Linked DNA regions of Mus musculus: region 2 is linked to region 1. Evidence: chromatin loops called from intact Hi-C (ENCODE). Cell type or tissue: heart. All regions are shown on one strand. Links, peaks and the distances in the headings refer to the core of each region. The heading gives the core; the rest is flanking DNA. Region 1 holds the start of Per1 (period circadian clock 1). Region 2 holds the start of Arhgef15 (Rho guanine nucleotide exchange factor (GEF) 15).

What was found. A loop is a pair of places that touch in the nucleus more often than their neighbours do. Peaks named below come from ENCODE experiments on the same cell type or tissue, not always from the same donor. Only the 100,000 strongest peaks of a DNase experiment are listed, where the experiment ranks them.
Region 2: a loop joins it to region 1, with 4 times the contacts of the local background. A loop is called at or near these places in 1 of 42 quality-filtered maps.

The regions. Positions count from the first base shown.
Region 1 is chr11:69,093,490-69,108,779 of GRCm38, reverse strand. Per1 (period circadian clock 1) reads right to left here and starts at 9,831. Exons shown (of 23, transcript NM_011065.5): 1 at 9,772-9,831; 2 at 7,864-8,271; 3 at 7,677-7,775; 4 at 7,430-7,584; 5 at 7,208-7,329; 6 at 6,904-7,105; 7 at 6,742-6,793; 8 at 6,474-6,616; 9 at 6,028-6,106; 10 at 5,849-5,955; 11 at 5,523-5,676; 12 at 5,319-5,427; 13 at 5,100-5,231; 14 at 4,833-4,938; 8 more. The coding sequence starts at 8,138. In heart, for the core only: a CTCF peak has its summit at 8,791 (motif pointing right); DNase peaks (open chromatin) are centred at 8,689, 9,379, 9,939, 11,689 and 8 weaker places; H3K4me3 peaks cover 5,144 bases; H3K27ac peaks cover 5,266 bases.
Region 2 is chr11:68,948,311-68,963,600 of GRCm38, reverse strand. Arhgef15 (Rho guanine nucleotide exchange factor (GEF) 15) reads left to right here and starts at 6,714. Exons shown (of 16, transcript NM_177566.4): 1 at 6,714-6,755; 2 at 8,528-9,183; 3 at 9,439-9,789; 4 at 10,060-10,114; 5 at 11,632-11,690; 6 at 11,771-11,982; 7 at 12,109-12,269; 8 at 12,449-12,601; 9 at 13,501-13,630. The coding sequence starts at 8,577. Gm32273 (predicted gene, 32273) reads right to left here and starts at 6,614. Exons shown (of 3, transcript NR_168013.1): 1 at 6,563-6,614; 2 at 5,797-6,207; 3 at 1,109-1,315. In heart, for the core only: no CTCF peak of the experiment used is centred there; DNase peaks (open chromatin) are centred at 6,070, 6,690, 7,320 and 9,000; H3K4me3 peaks cover 4,429 bases; H3K27ac peaks cover 3,226 bases; H3K27me3 peaks cover 4,395 bases.

The DNA of each region.
Region 1 (15,290 bases), core at 4,560-12,559:
AACATTCATACACACAAATAAATTTGTTTTGTTTAAAGGGCTTTGCTGAGACCCTACTATGGGGTGGTATGAAGTCCTGTAAAAAACTTGCGAGGTGATGTGGTTTAATAATATTATAGAACTCAGCAGCACATTTATAGAATTAGCTTCCTTCAGAATTAATGATCCAAAGACTCTGATATCAGATGTCAGCCCTCTATCCCTTGACCTTGAGCTCAGTATGTATCTTCCAGCCTACTCTCTTCCTGGCTTCCCAGACTTCTCTCACCGTCACATCAAGGGCCCGAGGCAGCTGGCCCTTCCGGACCCAGGAGTGCACAGCACCCAGTTCCCGCCTCTGGTCCTCTGAGAACCGTGGCTGCTGTTTCTGCATGGCCCGGAGCCTCTCCCGGTCTTGCTTCAGCACAGAGGCTGCATCCCTGTATGAGGAAGGCAGAGGCTAGGATCCAGAGTCAAGAGCATGGGTTGGCGTTCACCCTCAACCACAACTCCTGAGCCTGCCGTCTTCTGTGCCTTCTTGGAATACAAAGAAGCTTCCTACACCAGGAAACCTACCTTCAACTTGAGAAGTACTAATAGGGCCCTAAGGAATGGGGGCTTATGCCATATTGGGCATCTCTAGATAAGATTCAGCCCCAGAGGGAAGAACTTCAAGTTATCTGTGCGGTACAGGTAAGCTAGTCTCTCTACTTCTCTGAAAGGGAAGCAGATGGAGGCTCTCCAGCTCACCTGGACGGCACCTGGTATGTCATCATGACACGCTGGTCGGCATTGGCCATGAGCAGCCAGATGGGGTCCTGGAGCACACACTTAATGACCTGGTCCCCAGGCTCAGTCCTGGCCCGAGCAGCCCCAGCTTCAGCCTCGGAAGAGTCGATGCTGCCAAAGTACTTGCTTGTATGGCTGCTCTGACTGCTGCCTGTGGGAGGGTGGAGAAGGCCAACGGAGCCAGGCTGACTGACACATTCACCCCGAGAGGCTTATCAGGCCACATTTCCAACCCACTGGCCTTAACAAGGTGGGCTTCCCACCTCCCGTCTCTGGGGACAGCCTTACTCACGGGTGATGCTGGCTGAGGTGCTTCCCCCTTCGTGGGATCCTGAACCAGACCCAGAGCCCAGGCCAGAGCCCAGGGAGCCTGAGGCTGCGGAGCCTGTGCCCGAGCGAGAGTCTTCTTGGAGCAGTAGCTCCAGCAGGTCGCTGGAGCCTGAAAGTGCATCCTGATTGGACGACTCAGTAACCTCCACCTAGAGGAGGGCATTGGAGAGGGACAGAAAGGCAATAAGGAATCACCACACCACCACCACCACCACGGCTGATTTCCAACGGCTTCTACTGCTGACGAGAACCAAAGGAGGCACACCCAACCCAACAGATCGCTGCTCCTTGCACCATGACACAGGGCCAAGCTGAGAGGAGAGATGACAATGGGGAACATAATGCTGGACCCTTTCCAAGCGGCAGATACACCCTCAGAATCTATACAGATGTATAATGGGATGTCCCCGCCACCTGTCAGACAGACAGAACTGTCCCTTCACAGAGGAGGCAGTTGATTTCTGCTTCATTCAGAAATTACCCTTGGATCTCCCACCCATACCAACTCCAGGACGCGGAGAACCAGCCCGGCAGAAGCAACCAGGCAGAAGCCAGGGGGGCAAGGGCTGCGGGTACCAGAAGACGGAGTGGACAGAAGGTAGTGTTGCTTACCAATCTGGCCTCTGGCTCAGCAGTCTCCTCACTGGGAGGCAGGGGCCCAGCACTGCTTCCTGGGCCTCCTGCAGCAGCGCCCCCCTCCGTGCGGGGGGACTCCTCAAGCTGCAGCAGATTGAGCTGGAGTGGGGAGCTGCATCTCGAGTTGAACAGTGGGGAGTCTGGGCGGTGGGGGGGGCTGAGAGGTGGTGGGGGCAGGGATGGAGAGGGCGAGTGGGAAGCAGGCGTGGGTGGCCCCTCAACAGGGGCCTGGGACACCCCATATGGATAACTAGGTGGGGTAGGGAATAGATAGTTAGGGAGCACCAAGGCCACCATTGGGGTCACTAAGGGAGAAGGGAAGGTAGCAGGGGACACAGATGTAGGGGCAGGGGGAAGGGGCTGGGGTCCTCCTCGAGGGGAGAATACTGGGAGTGGGTAGGGCTGGACCATTGCTGGGAAGGGGGTCGTGGCTGGTGGGGGTGGCCAGGGTCCAGAAGAGGGCACAGGTGAAGGATGGGAGACATAGCAGGGAGTTTCGGGCCGGGGGGTCTGGTGGTGGTGGTGGCGGGAACGCTTTGCTTTAGATCGGCAGTGGTGTCGGCGACCAGGGGGAATGGGGCCATGGTGGCAGCCTGTGGGGAAAGACCAGGGTTAACAAGGAGCCGGCCACCTCTACTGCCCTGAAACACTAAGAGGACAGGGAAAGGGCCAGGCAGAGAAAGCTGCTCACCCTGCATGTGAAATACAGAAGACAGGAAGTAGGGAAAGGGCGGGGAAGAATCACAGGAGCCAGGGGACAAGGGGGTTTATTGTGAAAGGAGCCAGAGAAGGGCACAGTTACATGATGGTTAAGCTGGGGTGTGCAAAACAGAGGCACACTGGCAGAGGAGAGGTAGAGGGGTCCATGGATGAATAGGCAGGTGACTTCAGTTCATCTGCCAAAATCCCTCAGGCCATGCCAGCCTGGATACTTGTCCTGCCAGTTGAAACTGTGCTCTGCCTAACTCACAATGGGACGATGCAGTGGCCAGAACAGCCCAGGCCTCAGTCCACAGCCGTCTGCAAAGGTCTCCTGCAGGTACCTAGAGGAGCTGTTTTCCATCTGCCCTTGAAGTCCAACCCCAGCCAAGATTGGCCCAGAGTCAGTGATGCTATGTCCTATGTGGGCACAATTTTTCCTTGTTCCCAGGCTAGGACTGGAGTAGCTTACCTGAAACCAGGCACTTCTGCCTGCTTGTCTCAGTGCCAGCCCCCAGGCTTCCCTCCTCAGCCTGCAGCCTGGAGCCCTGGCCTAATAGGGAGATGCTATCTAGAAATCTAACTAAACACGGTCCTGATGATGAAGACAGCATCACCTGGGCCCCAGAGCAGATACATCTTCTCTCACCATCACTTTATACCCCCAGCAGCTGACTGCACACAAGACAGCTCAAGGAAGCCCCAGGTGGCTCCCTCGCTCACCAGGGGCTGAGGGGGCCACAGAAGAGGTGTCAAGTCCACGAAGCCTGCCAAGATCTCTGAAGCGGTTGAGGAAGGCTTGCTCTTCCTTCTGTGTGTGCAGGGACAGCACGGCCTTGGTCAGACCCACTGGGCGATAAGCATCTGGGGTTGGGTCAGGGGCTACTGTGGGGCTGGGGGCCGGACTGGGGGCTGGGCCAGGGGCCAGGCCAGGCAGGTCTTCCATCATGATGATGTCTGAGAAGGGGTGAGATAAAGGAAAGGTCACCACAGCCACACACAACCTCCCTTTCCTATAGCCCAACCACCAAGGCGTGGGACCCCAGGTACTCAAGGCTGCTTCCTTGCCAAGAGGAAGACATGGACTCTTCTTTCCATGCAAAATGATTCCAGGAGAAAAGAGGGTACTCAGTCTCCGCCAAGAGCCCCAAACCCCTGGGACAAAACCTCTTCTTTACAAGGGAAGCCTTGCCACATGTTGCTTTTCACATAGTCTTAAGATCTACCCAAAGACCCTGAGAGTCTTCAGTCTTCCCTGCTTTAGAGCATCTGTGGTCAGCATCTTAGGGCTGGACCTCCTCCCCTTACCCCAACTTTTATGTCAACTGACAGTAAGAATACAGGAAGGAGAATGGGGTGGGGCAAGCAGCAGAGGTTAGTGGGGTGGACAGTCAGGAGCAGCAGATCCCCCCAAGCTAAGAAGGTCGCCTCCTTCTCTCCATTGGGGGTAGGGGAGAAAGGTAGGCAGGAAAGAGCTCTGGCTGAGGAACTAAATGGGGCCCCGTCACTACCCCCCTCACTCCACGCCCATACCCGACTCCGGGGGCTTCTTGTCTCCCACATGGACGATGGTGGAGCTGAAGCTACACTGACTGGTGACGGACACCACGCTCTCTGCCTTATTGGCCAGGGCGAGCGGGCTCAGGGTGCCTCCCACCACTGGCTCCTTCCGAGGAGTTGCCCCCTCCCCAGACAGCATTGCTGACGACGGATCTGTGCGGAGAGACGGCACTGGTTACCACCCCTGCCCCTGGGAGAGGGAATCCCAGGGAGGAGTGGGGAAGGGTTGGCTAGAGGGAGGAACCTGGAGATCAGGAGGCAGGAAAGGAGGGCAGGGAGAGCAGGGGAGCCCTAAGGCAGAAGTGTAAGGGCCTGGGACAGGCCGGGGCAGGGCAAGGGGAGCCCGGCATGCACTGGGTCTTTACCTTTCTTGGCCCCCACAGGAACTGGACCTGCCCTCTGCTTGTCATCATCAGAGGCTGAAGAGGCAGTGTAGGAGGAGGAGGAGGCACATTTACGCTTGGTTGTACTGGGAATGTTGCAGCTCTCCAAATACCTGGGGGTGGATGGAGCAAAGGGGTTAAGGGCAGGGCCTGGGCCGGCAAAGCTAGGCCGAGGAGAAGGTGATGGCAGACAGGCCTTACCTGAGGATGCTGTCCAGGCAGTTGATCTGCTGGTAGGAACAGCCAGAGGTTTCTTTCCTCTCTGGCTCCTCAGGGGCCAAGGCTAACGAGGCTTGGTCAGGAACTGGGGCCACCTCCAGTTCGGGGTTTGGGGACTGGCAGGGAAGGACTTTGGCTTTGAATGTACCTGTAGCTGGGGTAAAAGAAAAAGAGTAAATGGGTTGGGAATGAAGGCCAGGAGAACCTCATCCCTGGTCTATGGTGGTACCTACTCACCAAGGAGGCGGGGCCGGGGTGGGGGCTTGGCCCGAGATTCAATGAAGAGCTGTTGTCCCTGGTGCTTTACCAGATGCACATCCTTACAGATCTGCTGGAAAGTCACCTGTGGGACAGTAGAACACTGGGCAGCATTGGGGTGGCAGTGCCAGGAGCCCGGGGGTCAGGAAGACCAAGGAGGCTGGGTGGGAGTAGCACGAGGGACTGGCAATGATGATGCACAATGGAATGGACAACAGGAAAGGCGCCGTGGAAGCCGTTACTCACTGGAGCAGGAGGCCCAGGCCCCTCAGCGTCCCCCCCATTGCTATCACTGGAGGAGCCAGGGCTGTGTAGAGGACCAGGGGACATCAGAGGGCCAACTCCACAGAGCCCCGTGGGGCTGGAGCTGTGCACAGGCTACAGAAAGGAGAAGGATGGATTGGTTAGTTTCTACAGCCTCTTCCTGACTGACCGCTTCACTCCTGAGCCCTCCTCAACTCTTACCTGCAGCAGCAATCGATGGATCTGCTCTGAGAGCTCCTGGATATCAGAGTCCAGGGACGGAGCTGGGCTGGGGGCTGGGGGAGTGAAGACGTCCTCATTCAGGGGTGCCCTGTGGGGTTGTAAAGGAGAACTCAGTCCTTTCCCTACCCATGCCATGTCCATACCACCCACCCCAACACCAGCGTGGAGACACAGTTCCCTTACGTGCGCACTTTATGGCGACCCAACACGAAAGCCACCTTGCGGCTCCAGGGGTGCACAAAACCGGCCCAGCTGGTGTCCATGGTGACATATTCCCCGTTCCGAGCACAGAAGCGAATAGGGGAATGGTCAAAGGGCTGGCCTGCCAGCTGCAGTACTGTGGGCGCAGGAAAGAAAGTGGGTATCAGTGAATGGGAGAGCCGAATAAAGCAGAGAAAGACATACACAGAGATATCCAAGAGACCACGGCATCGAGAGACACCATCACAACAACAGTTAAGGAGTCCTGGGGACGGGCTGGAAGGGCGAGCAGGACCAGGAGAACTCACTCTTCTTATGAATGGCCAGCATGAGGGGTCGGTCCTCAGGATGTAGAAAGAGAAGTACTGGAGCCCCCAGGAGATCCTGGGGAAGGTAACCCAGCAGTGGGGCAGCCCTGAAATTGGAGCAAATGTCAGACCTAGGCCTTGGCCCTGGCTACCCACCCTCATCCAAGTCTTTGCCTTACCTTTCATCTACATCCTGGAAGAGGCAGCTTGGTGTGTGTCGGGTGGTGAAGATCCTCTTGTCAGGAGGGATCCGGGGAGCTGCGGCAGAGAACACATAGGTCGCACCCGTGATGTCCAGCTCCTCCGCCCTCCCTCCTCTCTGCCTCCAGTCTGGTTGCCTGGCACTCTCCCTCCCAGCTCAGACCTGGCTTTATGGCCCACAGAGACTGAGTCATCTGGTGACTCACACCAGAGATGACACTGAGAGTCACTTTCTCACTTGTCACAGCTCAGGGACCTCATCCAACCCTACCTCGGAGCAGGGTCTGAGCCCTCTGCCTTATAATACTTTTCTAACCCTAAGGACTCAGCTAGTGCCTCCCAAACTCTCATCTTGACCTTCACCCCATCCTAGAGGGAACCCTTCCTCCCATCAGCCCCCAGGCCCAGGCCCTAGCCTATCCACCTTCATAACCAGAGTGGATGCGCTCGGCAATGAGTAGGCAGCACGGCTGTGCAGGGGCTCCATCTGAGACCCGAATCTTGGTCACATATGGGGTTAGGCGGAATGGCTGGTACCGAGGCCCTGGATCCCGGTCAGGACCTCCTCTGGCAAGGGAGAGACGAATATTAGAGGTTTCCAGGGGAAAGCTGCCCCACCCCCTTCTCACAGACCACATTACAGATAGCAGGGACGAGTAGGAGAGAGGCCTGCTCCTACACCCCCTCCTTACCTGATTCGGCAGAAGACAGACTTTTCCTGGGTGAAGTCCTTGAGACCTGAACCTAAAGCAGAAGGGAATGGAAGTGACCAGAGCGCCATCTCTGTCCTGAGCCAAGAAGAGCCCACAACATGAGAGCTTCCAGTCCTCTCCACAGGGACGAGGGCACTATACCTGCAGAGGTGCCAGTGCCCCAGGTGGGCAGTCGAGATGGTGTAGTAGAGCCATAGAAGACACCCACATCCTGGGGAGCCAGGAGCTCTGAGAAGCGGGCACCCCGAAACACATCCCGTTTGCAACGCAGCAGGACACCTGCCTGCTCCGAAATATAGACAATCCGGCCTGTCAGGAAGGACACAGCCACAGAGAAGGTGTCCTAGAATGAGACCAAGACCGGGGGAAGACTTAGGAGCTGTAGGAATGGGGGGTGGGGGGGCGGGGAGGGGGGTTAGAACTGAGGACCCAAGCTGTAACTGACCTGGTTTCGAAGTGTGTATTCGGATGTGATATGCTCCAATTCCTCCAGGGTGTAAGTAGACATGTCCATGGCACAAGGCTCACCCTCCTCCAGACTCCACTGCTGGTAATATTCCTGGTTAGCTGTAGGAGAAGGGAATCCAAGCCATATTCAGTTAGGAGAAAGGCCCCTACAGTAGTCCAAGTCCTGGCCAGACCCTGCCAGGAAGCACAACTCACTCACCCTGAACCTGCTTGACACAGGCCAGAGCGTACTGCAGTGTGGCCAAGGTCCCAGAGCGGCCCTTGCCCCGACGCTCTGGTGGCAGTCGAAGTTTGAGCTCCCGAAGTGCAGTCATGAGTTCTTTCTGGGTCCTGGCTCGAGCTGACTGTTCACTGCTGCAGGACCCACAGGAATGAAGGGGTAAAGATATTAGCCCCGAAGTCTGGCCCGGCCCCCAGGCATCTCCCTCAGCCCTCAGCCTACACACCTGCAGCCACTGGTAGATGGGTTGTCCTGCTCTGAGCTCGCACTCAGGAGGCTGTAGGCAATGGAGCTGCTGGGTGGGGATGGGCTCTGTGAGTTTGTACTAGAAAAGAAGGAACAGGCTAAGGTGAGGGAGGGCCACGTGGTCAGCAGCATCATGCCATCATACACACACATACACTCGTACACACCTCTTGCTGCTCTCAGTGGTCTCCAGCAGAGCTGAGTCCTTGCCATTGCCAGAAGAGGAACTATGAGAACTCCGCTGAGATGCGCCCCTGGACTCGGGTCCGTTGGACTCATTGCCACTTGAGCCATTGCTGTTTGCATCAGTGTCATCAGCCAGGCTGGGGCCTGGACAAGGCCGGTGCTGCGGGGCCCCAGGGGATGGGACTCCTCCAGGACAAAAAGGTTCTCCGGGCCTGGGGTCTCCTCCCCCATCGGCCCCTTCTAGGGGACCACTCATGTCTGGGCCATACAGTGGAGGACGAAACAGGGAAGGTGAAGAAGCCACCACGGGTGCACAACGGGGCTTTTGAGGTCTGGATAAAGGAGGTAGGACGCCTGTCTCTGAGGGCTGACTAATTTAATCACGACACCTAGAAAAAGAAACCAAAAAGGAATGTTTAGCAAAAGCTGAGCTATTAACCCCACAGCATCTGCTGGCTACACCCAGTCCTTCCTCTGCCTGCCCCTCACTGTTGTGACTCAGGCCTGGGGCTTGCAATAGAAATATGTTCTATTTCCTTAGGGGGACCTAAGGATACCACAGGTAGAAAGGCAGCTCTCGTAGGCCATCTCTTACACCCCTTGCCAGTGTGGAATGAGTACAGCCTGAACAATCGACTAGAACAGTAGCTGAGGGTCAAAGCTTGCAGGTTTCCTATGCCCAAATTCTCATCAGGTCCCCACCTGGTCTGGGACTCTGAGGCCTCGGAGCAGGGGGTGAGCTGATCGCCTCCTATATTTAGGCTTCCGGGCTAATTTTATCCGGGGGCGGTGCCACCCCCGCTGCACATGCGCGCCGATGTGCCTGGCCCCACCACGCGCTTCCGCCACAGCCGCGGTCGCCAGGGAAACCGACGTCAGCCGCTGAGCTCAGCGGTTGCTGGAGGGACCACAGGAGGGCAGGAACGACTCCTCCCCCAATCCCCATCTTCGTGGAAGTGGGAAACAGACCCAGTCCTATACTGGCCAACACACCCTCATACTGGCTAACAAGGTTCAGGGCAGCGGGGAGGAGAAGAACACCCACCATAACAAATTCCCAGGGCCCAAAGAGCCTAGGAGCCATGTGAAGAGTAACAAACTAGAGGAACTCCAGGAGCAAGTCCTAGCTTCCCCACTCGGCCTCTGCTCTTTGTGGAAACGCCCCCATCCTCGCTCTTGCCTCGAACATTATTCTGATCAAGACACTGCTTTTCTTTCTCAAGCCCCTGCCCACTCCCAAACACCAGGACTGGAGTTACCACTTGCCATAGGCAACGACTCAGGCATCTTCCTTCGTCCCTTACTTTTCTAGTTAACCCTACTACCACATAGATAGGGGACACACAACAACCAGCATATATAGTTTTTCCTCTACTCCCTGTCTAACCACACCCCCATCCCAAGTATTTTCTGAGCGCCAGGAGAAAAGGGAAGGAAGGCTGTGGCCAACAGCAAGAACTAGCGCTGAGAACAGGATGTTCCAGCCTGAAGCGGTTGACATCACGACCGGCACGAGGCCAGGAATTGGAGGGAGGAAGACAGGGAGCGCAGAAGCCTGAAGGGGGTCTTTGGGCTAGGGCAAACCCATGGACTCCCGAGTGTCGAGCAATGTGTAAAGGGGTCGTGTTCGCTAAAGGTCTCTTAGGTTCAGGATGGCTGCTCTGGAGGAGCAGAGGAGGAGATTAGGTGAACGAATAACAAACGCAGACAACCCGTGACGGGTTGAGTTGAACACCTAGGGCCCAGGGGCGGGGAAGGGTGGATAGTGACAGGAAAGGCAGATTATTGTTTTGCTCTCTGAGAGCTGAAAGCGACCCATCACGTTGGAAGTAGTGGCGGCCAAGCTCCGGGACAAAGACTAACCCTAGGATTGCAGCAGGGATCCCTACCTGGCCGTTCGAGCGCCCTCCATCCGCTTGCCGTTTCGGCCCGCAACCCAGAAGCTCCGCGAGGCTGGGAGGCGGGTTGCATAATGCCAGGCCCTGCCCCTCATTGGCCTTCTGCCCGAAGAGCCGCAGGCCCCGCCCCCGGTTGGCTAAGGATCTCTTCCTGGCATCTGATTGGCTACTGGCCCCCACTGAGGTCAGGGCTGTGTCACACACATCCCTGCACGTGGACTTGGGTGCTGGTGCTGGGCTGAAGGGCCTCAGACACCGCTCAGTCAGCCAATGCGATCAGGATGTCTCACACCGTCAATAATGAAAGGGAAGTGAGGGAGGGAAACTACCCCTTTTCAGGGAGGATACCTGGGCCACAGGAAGTGCTCAAGAGAAACCTACTTCCTAAACTGACCAGCTTGGCAGAACAAGACACCTGTCCTGGTGCCGGGTGAATGAAATGTCTGCTACCCAAGGGAAGTGGGAGAGAGAAAAACCTAGACTGACATTCCCTGGCCTCTCCCCAGCCTTGTTATAAAGAATCCAACCCTTTCCTCTGACCCTTCAGATCCTGAGAGAAGGGCAATTGAGGGCCCACGTGTCGTTAAGGGGTGAGTGGGTGATGGAAGGATACGGACAAACGGAAAGGACAGGGAAAGCCAATGGCTACTGTGAAAGGAAACAAAAGCAGGTGCTTCACTAGCCAATCAGAGAAAAGGTCTCCAGGAAGCCTACTTGGTGACTAGTGCTGCCTCTGCAGAGGATGCAGCCACCCACATTTAGGGCTGCCCCAAAAGTGGGGACCAGGAAGCCAGTACTACAAAAGGGGCAGCAGAGAGGGCAGTTGCAGCAGTAGGCAGAAAAAGGATGGGTGGCTGGGTGGCAAGGGCTTTTTATTGGGCTTTTTATTCCTGCTGCTTAGAATACAAAAGCCAAGGTTCATGAACCCAGCAGCAAGCCCATCTGTCTCATTTACTGTATTCTCAGCAGTAAGGTAAGTACGTCTCAGCGTCAGGACTGACAGTAGATGCTCGGTAAACAGGATGGCTCTGTTTCTATTAAGGATAGGTAGGGGAGAGAGAGCCTCAGGAGAGGAGGCAACAAATTATGTTTTCAAAAGAAAAGTAGAGCATTGATTCATAAAAAGAGAATAGAGACTCGATTTTGGGGAGGGGGGGACAACATGCCAGTCTGGGTCCAGGAGAGCTACAGTGACAGAGTCCCCTTCCCTAGGCCTGGGCTGAGTAGTTCTCAGGCTTCCCTGCAAACGTAGGTGGCAAGTGAAGAGGCCAACACGCAGCGGCTGACATAATCAGCTGTTAAGTGCACGCCCCTCACTGTCACGTGGCTAAAGCTTTCCTTAACAATGGTGTTTCCCTTAGAGGAGGCGGGCGAGACAAGGTTCTATAGAAATGCTGGGACACAGACCTGTTATAAAATAACCCAGAAAAACAGAAGCAGGGAAACACAGAAAACAAAAGACACGGGAGGCTGAGTGCTCAGCTTCCTCCTCCTGAAAATGATGCTGCTCTCCTGCCCCCTCGTACTGCGTTGTGACCGTGTGCTGTCCTTTTTTTTTTTTCCAGACCCCTTTCTCTTTCCACAGCTCTCAAGGATTTAGGTGTGATTCCTCTGACCCAAGCAGCCATTGCTCGCCCACTTCCCTATCTGTCATTTACACAGACAAAAGGTTTCAGCACTCCAAACAGCCCCAACCTGATCCCAAGGCCCAGGCTGTCGGGCCTCATCAGTCCCCCACAGTAACCAGGCTCTGCTGCCGTCAATGGAGAAGCGGGGGCAGGAGAGGGAGGTGACGTCAAAGCGGAGGCAGGAGGCGGGGCGAGGCAGCTGGGGAATGTGGGGCAGGGAGGCTGGAGAGGCAGCGGTTTGGGAGGCGGCCAGCCCCAGAGGGCGGCGGCCAGCGCACTAGGGAACATCGTGTTCTCTTGGCTGATGGCCCAGGACATGCACACAGCCTTGGCGCCTCCCCCAACCCAACGACAGCGGTCCTGTACAAAAGCCAAAAATTCCTGGAGAGACAGTTAGGAGGAAGGGGGTCCCCCTCCCCCGCCCCCATGCCTGGTTCTCTTTGCGGGACCTACTTTTACCCTCCCTCAGCTGGGTCTTAAAACTCCTGGCATTGGCTTTTCCCCGTCACCAGACTGTACACGGTTGCTGGCCAGGTACCAAAGAGCTAGGGCGGGTAAATTGGAGGCCTAGGTTCTGAGAGAGAACGCACCTTTGCTCCTTCCCTGGGGCCCCTCTTTAGAGGCAGACTTTCTAGTTACTATTACAGCACAGAATAGGTGGGGGGGGGGGGGGTGGTCAGAGAGAATGGATTTAAGATGAAGTCAAACTGGGACACAGCAAATTGCCTCAGTCTGGGGCCCAGATCTTGGGAGAGGAATACAGGGAGGAATGATGGAATTTGGGCTGGTGCCCGAAGCCCAAAAAAAAAAAAAAAAAAAAAAAAAAAATCAGGGAGAGGGAAAAGAGGAGTCATCAAAACTTGCAGAAAAACAGAAGATGGAGATTGCTCTCTGGCCACAGCATGCACATAAATCCCCAACTCTATCGCTATTCTTTTGTTACCTTATAGTTTGTGTTTGTAAATGATCCAAGCGCTGTGCTAAGAACTTTACACATATTGTTCTCATGTAAGCCCCCAAACAACTGAAGGTAAGTATCACCCTGATGTCATAAGGAAAAACTAAGACTTAGTAGGTAGTTACTAAACTTGCCTTAATTGTCTGCTTCATTCTCAGCTTCCTAATAATGGAGCCCAAGGTTCAAGCCCTAATGATGGCTTGTCCTGCTGGCTTAGGGACCCTGTAAAGTGTTACCAAACCTCTACACTGCATTCCAGCACCGTAGGACTGCGGGGGGAGTATTCCCCTGTTTCTAAGCTTGGTGCCTAGAATACAGGCTATATCCAATTCCGTCTCCTTCTCTCCCCTTAGCCTGATCTCAAGGCATTGTTTGTGCTCCGTGCGCACCATCATGGTTCGTTTCTATGCTCAAAACCCGAGATCACTCGAGAAGCCTGCAGGCACACTGCTTTCCTAAGAATCTCACTTCCTCCCTCTCCTCCCTCACCTCTGCCCGACCGAACGTCTAGACACCAGAGCAGTCCTTTGGTAACTCCACCTCTAGCAGCTTAAGAAGAGTAGACGAAACGGTGTACAGAAACCCTCCACCTTATCCTCCCTTTCAGAATCCAACAAATTACTAGCCCATTCCTATTTTCGAGCATGTCCCTGAGGCCACGATACCACCTATAGTCGTGATGAGACAGCCTTTCGGTCAAATCAACACACCAGCCTTTCTCAGATCACCAAACTACGTTCCCGCCCGCCCTACCGGGGCGGTCTCTTCCAAGTGTTTAGGGAGCCTACCCCAAACCATAACCAGCTCTCAGGGGTCATATCGCAGGCGCTTCGGCTCCCTCGGATGGCTAGGGGCTTCTGAGCACCCTGCGCTAGGCATTAGTGTCCAGGGACCCTAGAGTGGTGAGAGATCTGTTGCTGGTAACTCTCATTCATGTTCCCCTAGAGTTGAACTTGTGGTCTCTTTCTCCACAACCATTAGGCATTTGTTCTGCAGCTAATTCACATTTGCATGATCCCTCACACACACCACGCCACTGACACCCCTTTTGGTCGAGCGCACCTCCCCAAAAACACAAGTTCGACGGCTCCAGAGTAAGGGGCTACTCACAGTTCCGAGCGCACGTAGACTCCAAATTTCTTCACTCCTGGGGCTCCTCCACAGAGTCCTCGAGGCCCTCCCACCGCCCGTTCTGTCACGCCTCCCTAGCTTATTGGCTCAGAGACGCCAACCCATGCCCCGCTCCGCGTGCAGCCGGCAAGCCCTTGTAAAGCAACCATTGGCATTTCAGAACTCAGTCATTTTCCCATTGGACAATATGACAACCGGTAGTGATAGAGCCACGTGAGGGCGGGGGCGCCCCAACTCGTTGATTGGACATCTGACCGGAAGCCACACCCCCACCCACTCTCAACATTTTTACTGGCTGCAGAGACAACCCCGCCCTGCCTAAATCAGTGACGCAAATGCCAGCCCTGCCCTAAAAACTTTCTCATAGGCTGAGAGGGCTCAGAGCTGTAGGGAACACGTGCAGGCTGGCTCACGCGGCAACTTGTTTACCCAGAAGCTGGGGATTTTCCTTGACGACACTTACCCAATACTGCGGAGTCTGCGCAGGCGTGCCGAGCGACTTGTACGCAGGCGTAGATCTGACAGGCTATGGCGTAGTGGGCATACTTTGGAGACTCTGGCATTACAAGAGGTTTCTGGTGCCTGAGCTTTGTGTCTCTAGTGATCCCCAAAGCTTAAAAATCTGAGCACTACACTGAAGATATCATTAGATTGCATGACAATGACGGTGAAATGACAGTCGCCTCCTATTTATTTTCTTTGGGCCTGGCTGGCCAGCCCCTTCTTGCAGACTCCCAAGAAGGCCGGCTCACTACCCATAACCTCACAAAAGAGGCTGAGAGGTTACGTAATCTGTCGGAATTAGATTATGTATATTGATAAAAGAGCTAAAGTCTGAACCCAGGTCTCTGACACCATAAAGGTAGCTTGGTATTGTAAGGCCTATGGAGACATTAAACCTAGAAGTAATTCCAAGAATTAAATGCAAAAAGCCTTATTTAAACTCTCCATAAAGGTAGAATTTAGGATAGGCTGTAAGACACCTCAGTACTTTAGAACCTCTGAAATAATTTCCAATGACACCCTTTTGCGGGGCGGGGGGTGTATTCCAGACAGGTTTCTTTCTTCTTTTTTTCTTTTTTCTTCGAGACAGGGCTTCTCTGTGTAGCCCTGGCTGTCCTGGAACTCACTCTGTAGACTAGGCTGGCCTCGAACTCAGAAATCCACCTGCCTCTGCTGGGATTAAAGGCGTGTGCCCCCACTGCCCGGCCCAGACAGGGTTTCTCTGTGTTGCTCTGGCTGTTCTAGAACTCACTCTGTAGACCTGGCTGCCCCCAAACCTGGAGATTGCCAATCCACCTGGCTCTGCCCAACTTTGAAAATCTAATTTTTGTTTGTTTGTTTTTAAGATTTGTATGAGTACATTGTAGCTGTCTTCAGACACACCAGAAGAGGGCATCGGATCCATTTCTAGATGGTTGTGAGTCAACATGTGATTGCTGGGAATTGAATTCAGCACCTTTGGAAGAGCAGTCAGTGCTCTTAGCTGCTGAGCCATCTCTCCAGCCCCTGAAAATCTATTTTTAAAAGTACTTCTAAGCTGGGCATGGTGGTGCACGACTTTAATCCCAGCACTTGGAAGGCAGAGGCAGGCAGATTTCTGAGTTCGAGGCCAACCTAGTCTACAGAGTGAGTTCCAAGACAGCCAGGACTGCACAGAGAAACCAAAAAAAAAAAAAAAAAAAAAAATAGTTCTAATTTTTTTTTTCTCAAGACAGGATTCCTTTGTGTAACATAGTCCTGGCTGTTCTGGACTCTTTGTATACCAGGCTGGCCTTAACCTCACAGAGATC
Region 2 (15,290 bases), core at 4,112-12,111, 140 kb after region 1:
CAACCACAGGAAGTAAAGGCTTGACCCTCACTGAAGCAGCTCCTGGAAGACCTTCCAGGCAAAAGCAGAAGGAAGAGAGAAAACAGCTATCAGCATTCCCACTGTTTGTGGGCTAGGTAGTCCGGCCAGGTCATACCATGCTTTGCTTTGTAAGAAACTGCTAGCTGGCATGATGGTATGTGCTTGTAATCTCGGCACTTTGGAAGCTGAGGCAGGAGAATCTGCAGTTCAAGGACAGCCGAGGCCTACATAGTGAGACTGAGAAGAGTTGGTGTGTAGACCTGTGGCAGAACACTAGCGTGTGTAAGACACTGTCAGCAGATCCGATGCCTGCTTTCATAACCTTGGTCCGTGCATGCACTGGATACCAACCCGTCTCCTTTCTGTGACCACATGTCTCAGAAGAAACAGATTAAAGGGAAAAGATGCATTCGGCTTCATGGTTCAAGCGACAGGACAGATCCATTGTGACAGCAAGGCTGGTCCCCTGTATCCACCCTCTCAAGAGGCAGACAGAAACGGGTGTTAATGCTCAACTGGCTTTCTTCATTTAAAAAATTCAGTCCAGAATCCCAGCCCATAGAGTAAAGCTATCTACATTCAGGGTGGGCGTGTCCTCCAAAAAAAATCTAACCTCCCTGGAAAACACTCTCACAGATGCAAACAGAACCAAACAGTATGGTTCCTGGGTAATTTTAAATCTACTCAAGGTGACATTGAAGACTATCACAGGTTCACCCTCTTCACCCTGACAGCAAACACCAGCCTTTTTTTTTTTTTCTTTTTTGGACAAGGTTTCTCTACAGAGCCCTGGTTGCCCTGGAATTTACAATGTAGACCAGGCTGGCCTTGAATTCAAAGAGATCCGCCTTCCTGTGCCTCCAGAGTGCATCTTCATGCCTGGCCAAATACATTACTTTTAAAGCATAACCTTTCACCTCTGGCCCCTGAAGCCTCATGTTATCTTTTAAAACATCTTAATAATAATGTTATCTGTTGTGTCGGGCCAGCAGATCACAGCCTGGGTTCTAGCCTGGAAAGGCATTTTGGAAACCTGGAAGAGAAGAAGGGCTAGGCGGGCAAGAAAAGGATGCAGCTAAGACAGACATTCTGATCAAAGCTCAATTTTACTATTCTGCATGCAGTTATGAAGCAGGGGAAGGGGGCCCGATTCACGCCAAATAATCTTGGAATCCAGTAGCAGGGTGACCACGTGATGGCTTCGGAACAGGAAAGCGGCAGGCTCCAGCAGTGGGCGTGGCAGAACGATTGAGCGGCAAGCTCCATCCAGGTGTAAACAGTGGAACCATTAAGGCTGGGGGAGGGGAGGCTACAGTTATCTATATTATTTCTGTGTGTGTGAGTGCGCACACTCAGGGGCAGATACGTGCCACAGCATGCATGTATGCATGTGGAGGTCAGAGGACAACTTTGTGCAGTTGTTTCTGTTTTTTTTGTTTGTTTGTTTGTTCGTTTTATTTTTTGGGACAGGGTTTCTCAGTATAGCCCTGGCTGTCCTGGAACTCACTCTGTAGACCAGGCTGGTCTCGAACTTAGAAATCCACCTGCCTCTGCCTCCCAAGTGCTGGGATTAAAGGCATGCACCACCATGCCTGGCTGGTTATTGTTATTTTTATTCACTATGCATATATGTGTTTTACCTTCATGTCTCTGTTTATACTACATGTATGGCAGGTGGCCGGAAGAGGCATTGGATTTCCTGGAACTGGAGGTTCAAGGAGTTTGTAAGCCACCATGTGGGTGCTAGGAACTGAACCTGGATCCCTTCCAAGAGTAGCAAATGCTCTTAACCACTGAGTCATCTTTCCAGTCCAATCATACTGTCGTGATGATTGTAAGAGGAGTACTTTAGAAGAGCTGGAGAGGGAGCATAAAGGTCTCTGGATGCCAGTGGGAAAGCCTCCGTACCACAGCTTGGGAGACACAGGGCTGCCTACATCTCTGCCTGATGGGAGCTTGGGAGACACAGGGCTGCCTACATCTCTGCCTGATGGGAGCTTGGGAGACACAGGGCTGCCTACATCTCTGCCAGGATGGGTTCTTTTTGCCTGCCAGAGCCACACCTGAAACACTTAGACTCTGGTGGCAGTTTGGCAGTATCTTCCTGCCTCAGTTTCCTCATGTTACTTGTTTTGTTTTTTCTTTTGAGACAGGATTGCTTTGTACAGCCTGTGGCTGTAGCTCTGTAGACCAGGCTGGCCTCAAACTCACAGAGATCTGCCTGCCTCTGCTTCCTTCATGCTGGGATTAAAGGCTTGCGCTATCACTGCCTGGCAAAATTTACTTTTGTTTTATGTGCATTGGTGTTTTATCTGCATGTTTATCTGTGTGAGGGTGCCAGATCCACCCAAACTGGATCAGTTTTGAGTTGCCATGTAGATGCTAGGAATTGAACCCCAAGCCGGGAGTGGTGGCACACGCCTTTAATCCCAGCACTCGGGAGGCAGAGGCAGGTGGATTTCTGAGTTCGAGGCCAGCCTGGTCTACAAAGTGAGTTCCAGGACAGCCAGGGCTATAGAGAAACCCTGTCTCGAAAAACCACAAAAAAAAAAAAAAAAAGGAATTGAACCCCAGTCCTTTGGAAGAGCAGCCGGGTGCTCTTTATCAATTGCTGAATCAACTCTCCAGCCCAAAATGTTACTTTGTAAGCAGCAAAACTAAACAATAAGACAAAACAAAAAACTCACCCCAATAAACACACAAACAAAAAAACTAAAATAACAACAAGACCTCCTAACATTCCAGTCAAAACAAAGAGCACATGACTAGTTTGACTACAAATGTGTCTAGTTTTCTTGCTGGAGTCTCCAATAGTCTTAGGGGAAAATATTTTTTTTTCTCCTTAAAGGTCTAGAGATGGGGGCTGGGTGAGTGGTTGGCTCTAGGGTGAGGTGTACTGGGAAACTAATGGGATCAATACAAACTACAGATACTCTGTGAAGAACAAGATAAGAGAAGGAGAATCGTTTTGGTTTAGATCCTCAGATGGCAGGCAGCTGTCTGGCAGTGGTGAGTGTCAGTAGTGGTTATATAGTTAGAACCCAGCATTTGAGAGGCTTGGGTAGGAGAACTGTGGGAGCTCGGGAGTTCAGGACCAGACTTGGCAACCTAAAGAGACTCTTCTCTCAAAACAAAACAAAAGCCACATGGTAGTGGTGCATACCTTTAATCCCAAGACTCAGGAGGCAGAGGCAGTGGCATGACTGAGTTTAAGGCCAGTTTGTCAAACAGCATAAGTTCCAGGACAGTCAGGGCTGCACACTGAAAGCCAGTCTGGAAAAACCAAACCAAACCAAACCAAACATTAAGCTTCTGTTGAGCACCTACTATATGCTTGACACCATTTCAGGACTTTTGGGATACATTACATTGTTAAATAAGACAGATAAATATCTACAGGGCTACTTCCTACTATAAAGAGAAAAGTCACAGCACATAAATTCAGCATATGCGATGGTACACCTATGATTGCTATGGAAGGAAGATGTTGGGGCTGAGAGATGAATCCAGAGTGAGGTGCTTGCTAGACAAGAGCAAGGACCTGAGTTTAGATTAATGCAAGGGCTGCTCCTGGCTCTTAGGGGGCAGAGACCTCTCAGGTAAATGGGCTAGCTGGACTCATTTAGTTGTCAAGCTTCGGTTTGAGTGAGAGACCTCATATCAATATACATAATTTAGAGACCAATGAAGACAGACAGCTCACATCAACCTCTGGCTTCTACACACAGGTGCACCCATGTGCATCTGAATTCATGGAAACTCACGCACGTGCAAACACATAAAAGTATACATTTTACACACACACAGGAAGTTTGATAATATGGTATGATATAGTGCATTGCAATTTATTTTTTTCTTTCCTTTAAGACTTCAATTTTTAATTTATTATTATTATTGTGTTTATGAAGGGGCATGTGCCACAGCGTACACATATCGAGGTCAGAGGACAATGTGTTTTGGTTTGTTTGTTTTTGTGAGACAGGGTTCCTCTGTGTGGCCCTGGCTGCCCTGAAATTTACTCTGTACACCAAGATTGGCCTCAAACTCAGAGACCCACCTGCCTCTGTCACTCTATTTTGTCTCATGTGCACATGAGTGCACCTGTGTGTAGAAGCCAGAGGTTGACATTGGCTGTCTGTCTTCATTGTTCTCTGCCTTATGTATATTGATACAAGGTCTCTCACTCAAACCGAAGCTTGAAGACTAAATGAGTCCAGCTAGCCCGCCCGGCTTGTATGTTTGTTTTAAGGCAAGAGTCTGGCTTTGTAGCTTAGGAAGGATGCCCTGGAACTCACAATCCCCCTGCCTCCTACTTACACTTCTCAAGCACTGGGATGGTGGCCTGTAATAGAAAGAGGAAAGCCCCAGTCTGTAAATTCAGCATGTGGGATGGAACATGGATGATCACGAGGGAGAAAGGGATGCTGGGGCTGAGAGATGACTCAAAGTACAGCGCTTGCTGGACAAGTAGGAGGATCTTGTACCAGCCATCTTTCTTTTTACCCCTTTATTTATTTCCTTCTTACTTACCTCTCCCCTTGTTATTTATTTGTTTGTTTGTTTGTTTATTATAGACAGAGTCTCTGGCTATCCTGGGATTTGCTCTGTACACCAGGCTAGCCTCAAACTCACAGAGATCCACCTGCCTCTGCCTCTGCCTCTGCCTCTGCCTCTGCCTCTGCCTCTGCCTCTGCCTCCACCTCCCAAGTGCTGGGATTCAAGGTGTGTGCCACCATGCCTGGCACCTGATTTTATTTTATTTATTTATTTATTTATTTATTTATTTTGGTTTTCCGAGACAGGGTTTCTCTGTGTAGCCCTGGCTATCCTGGAACTCACTTTGTAGACCAGGCTGACCTCGAACTCAGAAATCTGCCTGCCTCTGCCTCCCGAGTGCTGGGATTAAAGGCATATGTCACCACGCCCGGCTTCTGATTTTATTTCTAACAATATAAAATTATTTGGGTGTATGCATATGTGCGTGCTTGCTCTCTATGGCTATGTGCATGTGAGCACTGAGGCTCATGGAAGCCAGGGGTGTTCGATTCCCCAGGAGCTGGAGAGACAGGCAGTGGTAAGCCACCCAATGTGGGTGCTGAGAACTGAACTTGAGTCCTCTGGAATAGCAGCAGTGCTTTCATCTGCTGAGCCATCTCTCAGTCCTTCCTTCCTTCCTCTTGATTATCTCCAGTTATGTGCCTCTGTGTGTGTGTGTATGTGTGCTATGCATGTTGGTGCCCTTGGAGGCTAGAAAAGGCTGTCTGTGGGAAGTCTGTTTGGATGTGTTCCTAAATGTTGAGCCTTCTCTGTAGCCCCCTTAGTTTCCTTTCTTTCACTCTGCAGCACTCAGATGGAACTCGGAGCCTCATAAACCACTTTAATGGGCTACTGCTAGCTCACACCTCCAGCCTGGATTTCCTTTCCTTTCCATTTTTTTCTTTTTTTCTTCTTTCTTTCTTTCTTTTTTTTTTTTTTTTTTTTTTTTTTTTTGAGACAAGACCTGACCAGGTAGCCCAGTGGATTGAAATTTTAGAGTAGCCAGAACAGACCTCTTTGAGAGGGTTCCTTCCAGCTGCCCAGAGAACATGAAGAAATGCTTCAGGGAGATTTCTGGGAAGATTTTCAGGCATTAGGAGAACTCCAAAAATCCTAAGGTAGGAATAGGCCTGAAGGGAGAAGCTGGGAAATAGGGCAGATTGTGTGGTCCCTTAGAAAGACTAGGTTTTTTGGCTTTCTGCAAGAAGGGGTTTAAACCATCTTTCAATACAAGCTTACCTGATTTTTCTTCCCAGTGTCTTGATGTGTGCCCACGGAGTAACATCTGACAGGAACTTGCCCCTGCAACCCCCACCAGTCTCCCTCCCTCCTTTCTCCCCCAGCATTGACTTCCAGGACATTCGCTGTGGGAGCTTCCCAGTGCAACACTGAGAGCTGGGGCCTCCCGAGGAACTGGGAACACAGAATAGTGAGCAGCAAGTCACTCTACAGATCCAGGGGATCCCCTTCCCCACCACCCTCAACACTCACAACCCTGGTCTGACACAATGGCTGGGTGGGGCCAAGGCACTGGCTTCCTCTGCGGAGATGGAAATCTGGGCCTTCAGTTCCCGCCTCAGAGACGCAGGAACAGTTATCTGGAGAGTTTGGGCGGCATTTGGTGCTCCGAAGGGACAGGGGAAAGATTTGCTGAAAACAAAAAAACGACCTCAAACCATAGAGGTAAATTCCTGGTGGGGTGGGGTGGGGCCTCTGCAGATGTGGGGGAGGGTGGAGAAGAGAGGATCCCTCAGTGCAAAGTGTGGTTGGCTCACACCAAGGTTGGAAGATGGGGACGTAGACAGTTGTGCAAGCCAGACATCCCTTAGCTAAGAGGGAGGCATGAAGATGGTCATGCCGTTCTGCCAGCCCAGCTTGCCCAGGGCTGCCCACCCTCATTTGAACACCCTCCCACACACACACCCGCACCGTCACACACACACACCCCTCCCGCCACGCAGCAGTACAGGTGAGGGTGCATCGGAAACTAGCCTCCTCTGCATACCTGCGTGCCAGTCTTCTCTAACCTCCAACATCTTGGATGCCGGATTCCTCACATCCTCTAGGCCCGGTGTGCGCATGTGGAGCCTGGTGTGGCTGGGGGTGGTGGTGTCCGGTTGGGAGGAGGATCGGATTCCTGTTTCCTGCCCCTACTCACTCAGCTCTCGGAGGTGACTGGGAGTGGAGGGAACTGGAGGGTAAGTGCTTGGGGTCCCCCGACTCTCTGGGCTCATTCTGGAGTGGGTAAGGAAGTAACATGCGGTACCCGGTATGGGGAAGGGTGGGTTCCCTGAAGGTGCAGAGACTGGGGAACAGGAGGCCAAGCTTGGGTAACCACACTGACTGGTTGGTTTATTGGCACCATGCAGGGGCCACTGAGTGAGCTGCAATCTAAGGGGTTCCTGATAGCCATCTTTTCTCAACTTAACCTGGGACTGGAAGGCTATGATTTCTGACTGCCATAGGGAATTTAGAGGCTCTCTTGTGTCCCAGCTCTTCTCCCCATCCTCCTGATCCTCAAGAGGTAGAGTAGCACAGGTCCCACCGTCCCTGGGCTGCTGGTTCTGTGCCTCAGCCTGAACTTGTAGCCACCTCCCTGGCATTAGACAGGACCCAGAGTCAAACTGGAGCCTCTTTCTATGACCAGACCCAGGTGTGGCAGGAATAAGAGGATGGGAAGCAGAAGAGACCAGGCTGGGGCCTCCTGGTCTCCTGGGGTCAGAGGCTCCAGGAATCTTCAGGGCAGGAAAAGGAGACTAAAAATAATCCGGAAAGGGAGAGTCCGGAGAGAGGAACTGGGAAATGGGAGGGGGGAGGAGAGGCAGCCAGAGTAGGGAAACAGTGATGCATCCCTCAGCTCCTGCACCACACACACACACACACACACACACACACACACACACTCACTCACTCACACACACACTCACACATACACACACTCACAATACACACTCACACACACATATACTCACACACACATACATACCACACACACACTCACACCACACACTCACACACACATACACACCACACACTCTCACACACACACTCACACATACACCACACGCACACACACAAACACACACACTCACATATACACACACTCACACATACACACCACACAACACTGTCACACACACACTCACACATACACCACACACTCACACACACCACACACCACACAAACACACACACATACACACCACACACACACACTCACACATACACACCACACACACACTCTCTCTCACACACACATACACACCACACACACTCTCTCTCTCTCACACACATACACACCACACACACCACACACACTCTCTCACACACACACCGCACACACCACACACACACACACACAGTGCTCGAACCACATATTTCTTGATGTGTCTGTGACCAGCCACGACTGACTCCACTCTTCCACAACACAGCTTCCCAGGGCACACTCAACTCTCACTCATCCAGCCCTGGTTAACAGCGCACACCCGCTTACATAAACTCCTACACACAGCAACTACACCAGCAAGGTGATTTCTCCTCATTGAATCTTGCTACCCCTGCCTCCCCATCCTCCCCAACGGCCTGTCCCTACCTCCCCCCCCCCCCCCCCCCCCGTCCTCTTGGCTTGACTGTGGCAGCAAAAATCCTAGAGAAGCTGGACATTGTGATACAGCTCCAGAGGACGGAGGCAGGAGGAACAGAAGTTTTGAGGCCAGTCCGGGATGCTGAATGAGAGATGCTGTCTTTAAAAAGGAAAAGCTGCCCAGGAAGGTCCAGGGGCAGAATGAGGAGGGGTGAGGGGTGAAGAGAGAAGACAGTAGAGATGAGAAGGGAGGGAAATGTATCAGCCTTCTCTCCTGACTTAAAAACAAAAACAAAACAAACAAAACAAAAAAACGTGGCTTCAGACAGCCTCAGTCTCTCCACCCAGGGGACAATAAGGGGCACTTTCTCTTTCCACCCTCCTCAGGGGATGACTTCCGCAGAACACCCCACTCCTTGGAAACACTCAGAAGACGATGTCTGCACAGTCTCTTCCTGCAGCAACGCCCCCTACCTTGAAGCCCCCTCGGATCATCCGCCCCCGACCCCCATCTCGGCATAGGGCTCCACACTCCCCGGGGCCTCTCCACAATGGCTCCTCTCCGAAAGCACTTCCTCAAATATCCAATGATGCATCGGCCTCAGTGTGCACCTCCATCTTCTGGGAGCCCCCCACGGCTTCCCTGAAGCCCCCTGCTCTTCTGCCTCCCTCAGTTTCTAGAACCAGCCTGGACTCTCAGACTTCCCCTGACTCACCTTCCAGCACACCGAGTCCCAGCCCAGTGTCCCGGCGCTCCATCTCCCCAGAACCAGCTCCCTGCTCTCCGGTGCCCCCACCCAAGCCCTCTGGGTCTTCCCGAACACCTCTGCCCTCGGGCCCTACGCCTCTCCAGGATGGCTCTGCTTCGGCCCCTGGCACGGTTCGTAGACTGGCCGGCAAGTTTGAATGGGGAGCTGAAGGCAAAGCCCAGTCCTCAGACTCCCTGGAACGGTGTTCCCAAGGGAGCACGGAAGTGAATGGGGAGAAAGAGACTCCCGAAGCCGCCCTTTCTGGGAATGGGTCCCAGGAGAACGGCACTCCCGGTAAGCATACGCACCCGGTGCAGCGGGGTGACCTCAACATAGCTTTGTTTTCAATGCTTAAAGACTTTAAAGGGCTAACATTTCTTCTAGTGTAGATTTTATGTATGAGAAATCTATTTTCTGTGTTTCTTAGAGTTTGCAGATAGTCGGGGCGCAGGAGATCTATAGATACCCGGGTTTGGTCCTTGATGTGGGACGAGGCAGGAATGAGCCAGGCCCCAAGAACTTCCTGCTTAGGCAATCCCTTCTTCACAGATGCTGCCCTGGCCTGCCCTCCATGCTGCCCCTGTGTCTGCCATGTAGCAAAGCCTGGCCTGGAGCTCCGGTGGGTGCCTGTGGGGAGTTCTGAGGACATCCTCAGGATCCCCTGCCGGGCATCCCCACTCCGAGCCTCCCGCTCCCGCATCAATCCTCCAGTCATCAGTCACCCTCCAGTTGTGCTCACGTCCTATCGCTCCACTGCCGAGCGCAAACTCCTACCTCCCCTCAAGCCCCCCAAGCCAACTAAAGTCAGACAGGATATCAGCACCTCTGAGGAGCTTCCACAGCCAGATCTGAAACTGCCTTCAGAAGATGGGATCCAAACTGCTACAAAGGCCTGGGAAGGTGGGGAGATGGGGCGGAGCCTGGAGTGGTAGGATCTCTGGGCTTTGGGAACACCGGGGTGGGGTGGGATGTGGGGTGGGGGATGTGGAGGAGGGTGGGATGTGAGGGGTGGGGATGGGGCTGAGTGGTCAGCTACACCCCTATCGCGCCCTGGACTCTTCCTTTTTCTATCCTCTGTGGCTCTGGAGTTACGGGAGTGGTATTCTCAGTGCCAGTCTTCACTAGGGCTGGGGCTCAGTGTCTGGAGGTCACTCTGGCTTCTCTCTGCAGGGGACAGACCTGAAGGAGCTCCTCTGAATGCTCCCCCTGTAGCCTTGGAGGGAAGGTACCGAACTCCCCACCTTTGCTCTCCCTTCTTGCCTCACCATGCTCTCACCTAAGGGCAGACTAACTTTCCGAGTTTGGATGAATACTACCTTATTCAGGTAGAAGGGGAAGAGCCGGGGCTCCAGACACAAGGAGCCCAGGTTTCTAATCTGACCTCTGTTCCTTATTAGTTATGCAACCTTAAATGGATTCTTTTCCTGGGTCTCAGAATCTTTCTCTAAGAAGTAGGGATAAGCACACTCTGTTCTATCGGGTTATCAAGGCATAGTAACCCAATATCGGGTTATGAAGGCACTCAGCAGATTGAGGCAGGAAAATTAGGAGTTGAGGCCAGCCTGGGATCTGTATCACAGTTCATATTCAAAACAACAGCAACAACAGACCAAAAACAAACAAAAGCAACAAACAAACAAACAAACAAAAGAAACAAAAGGCAGGGCCAGGTTCTGCTTAAATTTTCTTATTGTGAGTTTATATTTAAAATGTTTTAAAGATCTATTTCTATTTATTTATTTATCTATTTATTTTATTGTGTTTTTGTTTGTTTGTTTTCAGACACAGGGTTTCTCTGTGGCCCTTGATGTTCTAGACCTTGCTTTGTAGAACAGGCTGGCTTCAAATTCATATAGATCTTCCTGCCTCTGCTTCCCTAGTGCTGGGATGAAAGGCATACAGCACCATGCCTGAATAAAATTTATTTTTAAATATGTGTGAGTGTGCGCTCATGGTGCAGGTCCTCCCCACCCCACCCCCACACCATAGGCTGAGTTATGAACAAGTGTGAGCTACCTGATGTGGGTGCTGGGAACCAAACTCGAATCCTCTGCGATAGTCCATTCTCTTAACCACCGAGCCATTTCTCAAGTCCTCTATTAAAATTATTGTTGGCCGGGCGGTGGTGGCGCACGTCTTTAATCCCAGCACTTGGGAGGCAGAGGCAGGTGGATTTCTAAGTTCGAGGCCAGCTTGGTCTACAAAGTGAGTGCCAGGACAGCCAGGACTATACAGAGAAACCCTGTCTTGAAAAAAAAAAAAAAATGTTGGCAAAACCATTTGGCAACCATGGCCATCCATTGTTTTCCGGACTTGCTAATCACCCTAGATTTTTTTTTAAATCAGAAGTAATAATCTAAGTATGCTCATTTGTTAGAAAATATTTACTACAGCAGCCTGTAGCTTGAGTGAATGGCTGGCAACCAGGAAAGAGGAGACAGGGAGCCACAGGTGCCAGTTTGACCATAGGGAGTTATACCAAGCCACACAGATCTTCCAGCCTGTGCTGCTGTGAGAGAGGGCTGGGGGGAGGGACGTGGAAGCATCTACTGCATAGTAGTTGATACAGCAGGAATGCTTGAGGACCTGATTTGTCAAGGGCCTCCCCCTCCAACCGGCACAAACATCTGGAATTTGATCTGGGGAACTGTCAGGATCCCTCCACACATTGTGCATCTCTCTCGTCTGGTATCCTGTGAATTAACACGTGGACCTCACATGTATTCCTTTCTTTCTCCTCAGGGAGGAGGAAGGATTGGATGGGCTGAAGGGGCTGCAGTGGGAACTGCCCCTGCAGGACGGTAGGTCTTTACTGGGACAGGCAGGAGGGACCGGTTCCGGGGGCCCTGGACTTCCCTGATGTTCTCTGTCTACCTTCCAGAACCTTTATACCAGACTTACCGAGCAGCTGTGCTGTCAGAGGAGCTGTGGGGTGTGGGTGAGGATGGGGGTCCCTCTCCAGCTAATCCTGGAGAAGCTCCCACCTTCTCCAGGCTCCCTGGACCTCGAAACACTCTGTGGCAGGAGCTCCCGGCTGTGAGAGGCAGTGGCCTCTTAGAGAGTCTAAGCCCCCAGGAGCGGCGCATGCAGGAGGTGGGTACCCCCGGGTGGAACTGAGAAGGGTGGGATAGGGGATAGGGAAGGTACGTGACCAGAGTCTTGGGGTGGTTGTGAGGTGGCTGCCCTCTCGACTGACTGTGGCCCTGCTCTCCTGTCTAGAGCCTGTTTGAGGTGGTGACATCAGAGGCCTCCTACCTGCGATCCCTGAGGCTGCTGACCGACACCTTCGTCCTGAGCCAGGCTCTCCGGGACACACTCACGCCTCGGGATCATCATACGCTGTTCTCCAACGTGCAGCGAGTCCAGAGCGTCAGTGAGCGGTCAGTGGGGCCCCATCTTCCCAGGACTCTGGGCCTTGGGCTGATGAGCATCCCCTCTGGCTTTCCCCCTCTTCTGGATCTTTCCTTTCACTGACCCAGTTAATGCTTAGCACTCCCCTGAAAGACTAGGAAAACCAGACTTTCAGTACGTCTATTAATCGCTCCGTCTATACTTTCAGGTTTCTAGGAACACTGCTGTCTCGTGTTCGTTCCTCCCCACACATCACTGACCTGTGTGATGTGGTGCATGCCCATGCAGTTGGTCCTTTCTTCGTGTATGTGGATTATGTTCGGAACCAGCAGTATCAGGAGGAGACCTATAGCCGCCTTATGTGAGTATAATGGCTTCCTCCTTTCTCCCTGGGAATGTGTTCCAAAGCCACCGGTGGATATGGCGGCTAGTACCGAGCTATATATATATATATGTATATATATATATGTATGTGTATATGCATATGTATATGTATACATATATGTGAAAACAATTTATAAATTAGGCCCAGTAATAGATTAATAATAACTAATGATGAAATAGAAATATTAGAGCAATATAATGTAATAAAATTATCCACATCACTAGTCTCCTAACTTTGTGGACATTAGTAAGTAAAATAAGAATTTCCTGGACATAGCTTGGCGATACCGCCAAGAGTCAATTTGATGAGTAGGATATATATAGCACTACTAAGTGATTAAGGGGTGGGTGGTGTATATACATGAGTACACTGGACAAAGGGATTGATTATTAGTGTTCCAGATAAGACATCTTAAGATGGGGCATCTTGAGGTTTTGTCGTTGCTAATCAGAAAAGCATTTGAAATATATGAACTGTTTGTCTCTGGAACATTCCATTTAAAGATGTTGAGTAATTGAAGTTATGAAAGCAAGCCTTTAATCCCAGCATTTGGGAGGCAGAAGCAGGCAGATTTCTGAGTTTGAGGCCAGCCTGGTCTACAGAGTGAGTTTTAGGACAGTCAGGGCTACACACACACACACACACACACACACACACACACACACACAAAGAAAGAAAAACAGAAAAAAAAACCCTATGAAAATGTATGAATTTTTTGTTTCTGGAACATTCCATTAAAGTTGCTAGATAATTGAAATTATGAGAGGATAAGGGGTTTCTGTATCCCAGAGTTGGAGGAACTCCTGAAATCATGTTAAGGCTGAGGCCGGAGCTGGCTGGGGGCCATTCCCTAAGCATCTGGGCTTTCTTTGCAGGGATACAAACGTGCGCTTCTCCGCAGAGCTGCGAAGGCTGCAGAGCCTCCCCAAATGTGAGCGGCTCCCGCTGCCATCTTTCCTGCTGCTGCCCTTCCAGCGCATCACCCGGCTGCGGATGCTGTTGCAGGTACTGACTCAGCCTCCTGCCTGTCCCATCCCACCAAGCCTGCTGTGGAAACGCTACAGAGTGTCTGGTGTAGTTATCACCATTTCCTACCCCACCAGGGCCACAGAAGTCCTCGTGGGGCAACAGCTCCCAGACAGTCCTCAGCTCCCTCATTGCCTCGGGGGACAGACTGGTGTAGAGAAGGACTCCAGACTTTTCCACTCACCTCTAACTAGTTGAGATATCCAAAGGAACAAACAGTGGTTTGGGGGAGGACTGAAAAAAACAAACCTTAGCTATTCCAGCGTTTGTGAACTTTAAAGGGCCATGGTAAATATGCAGATTTATAGTGTATCTATCCAGTTCTATTTTTTATGGTGGCTGTAGAGTAGGCTGAGAGCTGCAGACAGCTTGCCTAGCCTGTACAAAGGTAGGCCTTGGATACAGTGTAACTGACTAAAACAGTAAGTGAAAAAGTTCCTCAGTGGGATAATACTGAGGAAAAAAAAATGGGGGTTTTGAGAAACACTGTTTTGTTTGTTTCTTTCATTTTTCCAGACAGGGTTTCTTTGTGTAGCCTTGGCTGTCCTGGACCTAGCGCTGTAGTTGAGGCTGACCTCAAACTCAGAGACCCATCTGCCCCTGAGATCCAGAGAGCTGGGAATTTTTTCTTTCCTTAGACGAGGTCTCGTTATGTGGTTTTGGATGGCATGCTCTGCATTCCAAGCCGGCCTGGCACCACAGAGATGTGCTTGCCTGTGCCCCTAGAGTGCTGGGATCAAAGGTGTGTACCTCCACACCTGGCAGTATTGGAATCTTAATGTGAAGAGGCTCCAACTCGATGCTGGAAACATCTTTGTTTTGAGATAGTTGGCGTTGGTGTTTGTCTTGTTTTGTTGTTGTTGTTGTTGTTGTTGTTGTTTAGAATTCAACACACAGCTCAGGCTGGCCTCAAACTTGCAGTCTTCTGCTCCAGTCTCTTGAGTGTTGGGATAACAGGTGTGTACATATTATTGTTTATTTAGTTAGTAGGTTAGTTTTTCCAGATAAAGTTTCTCTGTGTATCTGGCATCTAACTCACAGAGATCATCCACTTGCCTCTGCCTCCCAAGTAGAAGGATCAAAGGCTTGTGCGCCACCACTGCCTGGCTTTAAGATGTATTTTATTTTATGTATATGAGTACACTGTCGCTGTCTTTAGACACACCAGAAGAGGGCATCAGATCCCATTACAGATGGTTGTGAGCCACCATGTGGTTGCTGGGAATTGAACTCAGGACTTCTGGAAGAGCAGTCAGTGCTCTTAACCACTGAGCCATCTCTCTAGCCCCCTTATTTATTTTTTTAAAATTTAATTCTTTTTTTGTAGGAGGATTGAACTGATGCCTCACTCATGCTAAACAAGTCTCTGCACTGAGCTGTGAAACCAGTTGCCTTGAGTTTTATTCAGCCTTGTCCGGCATTCATGTAGACAGCATACTAACTATAATACCATACTAACTCAGTGATTGCTGAGTGTGCAGTTAGAGACCCCCTTCTAAATGTGCCACACCTCTATAACCCCCGTGACAAATGTGCAAGGGCAGGAACCATCATTTACAAGACCTTATAAGGGAAGAAACAGAGGTGCAGTTTGAATAACTTGGCGTAGTTCATGTAAAAATAATGGATGGAGCCAGGT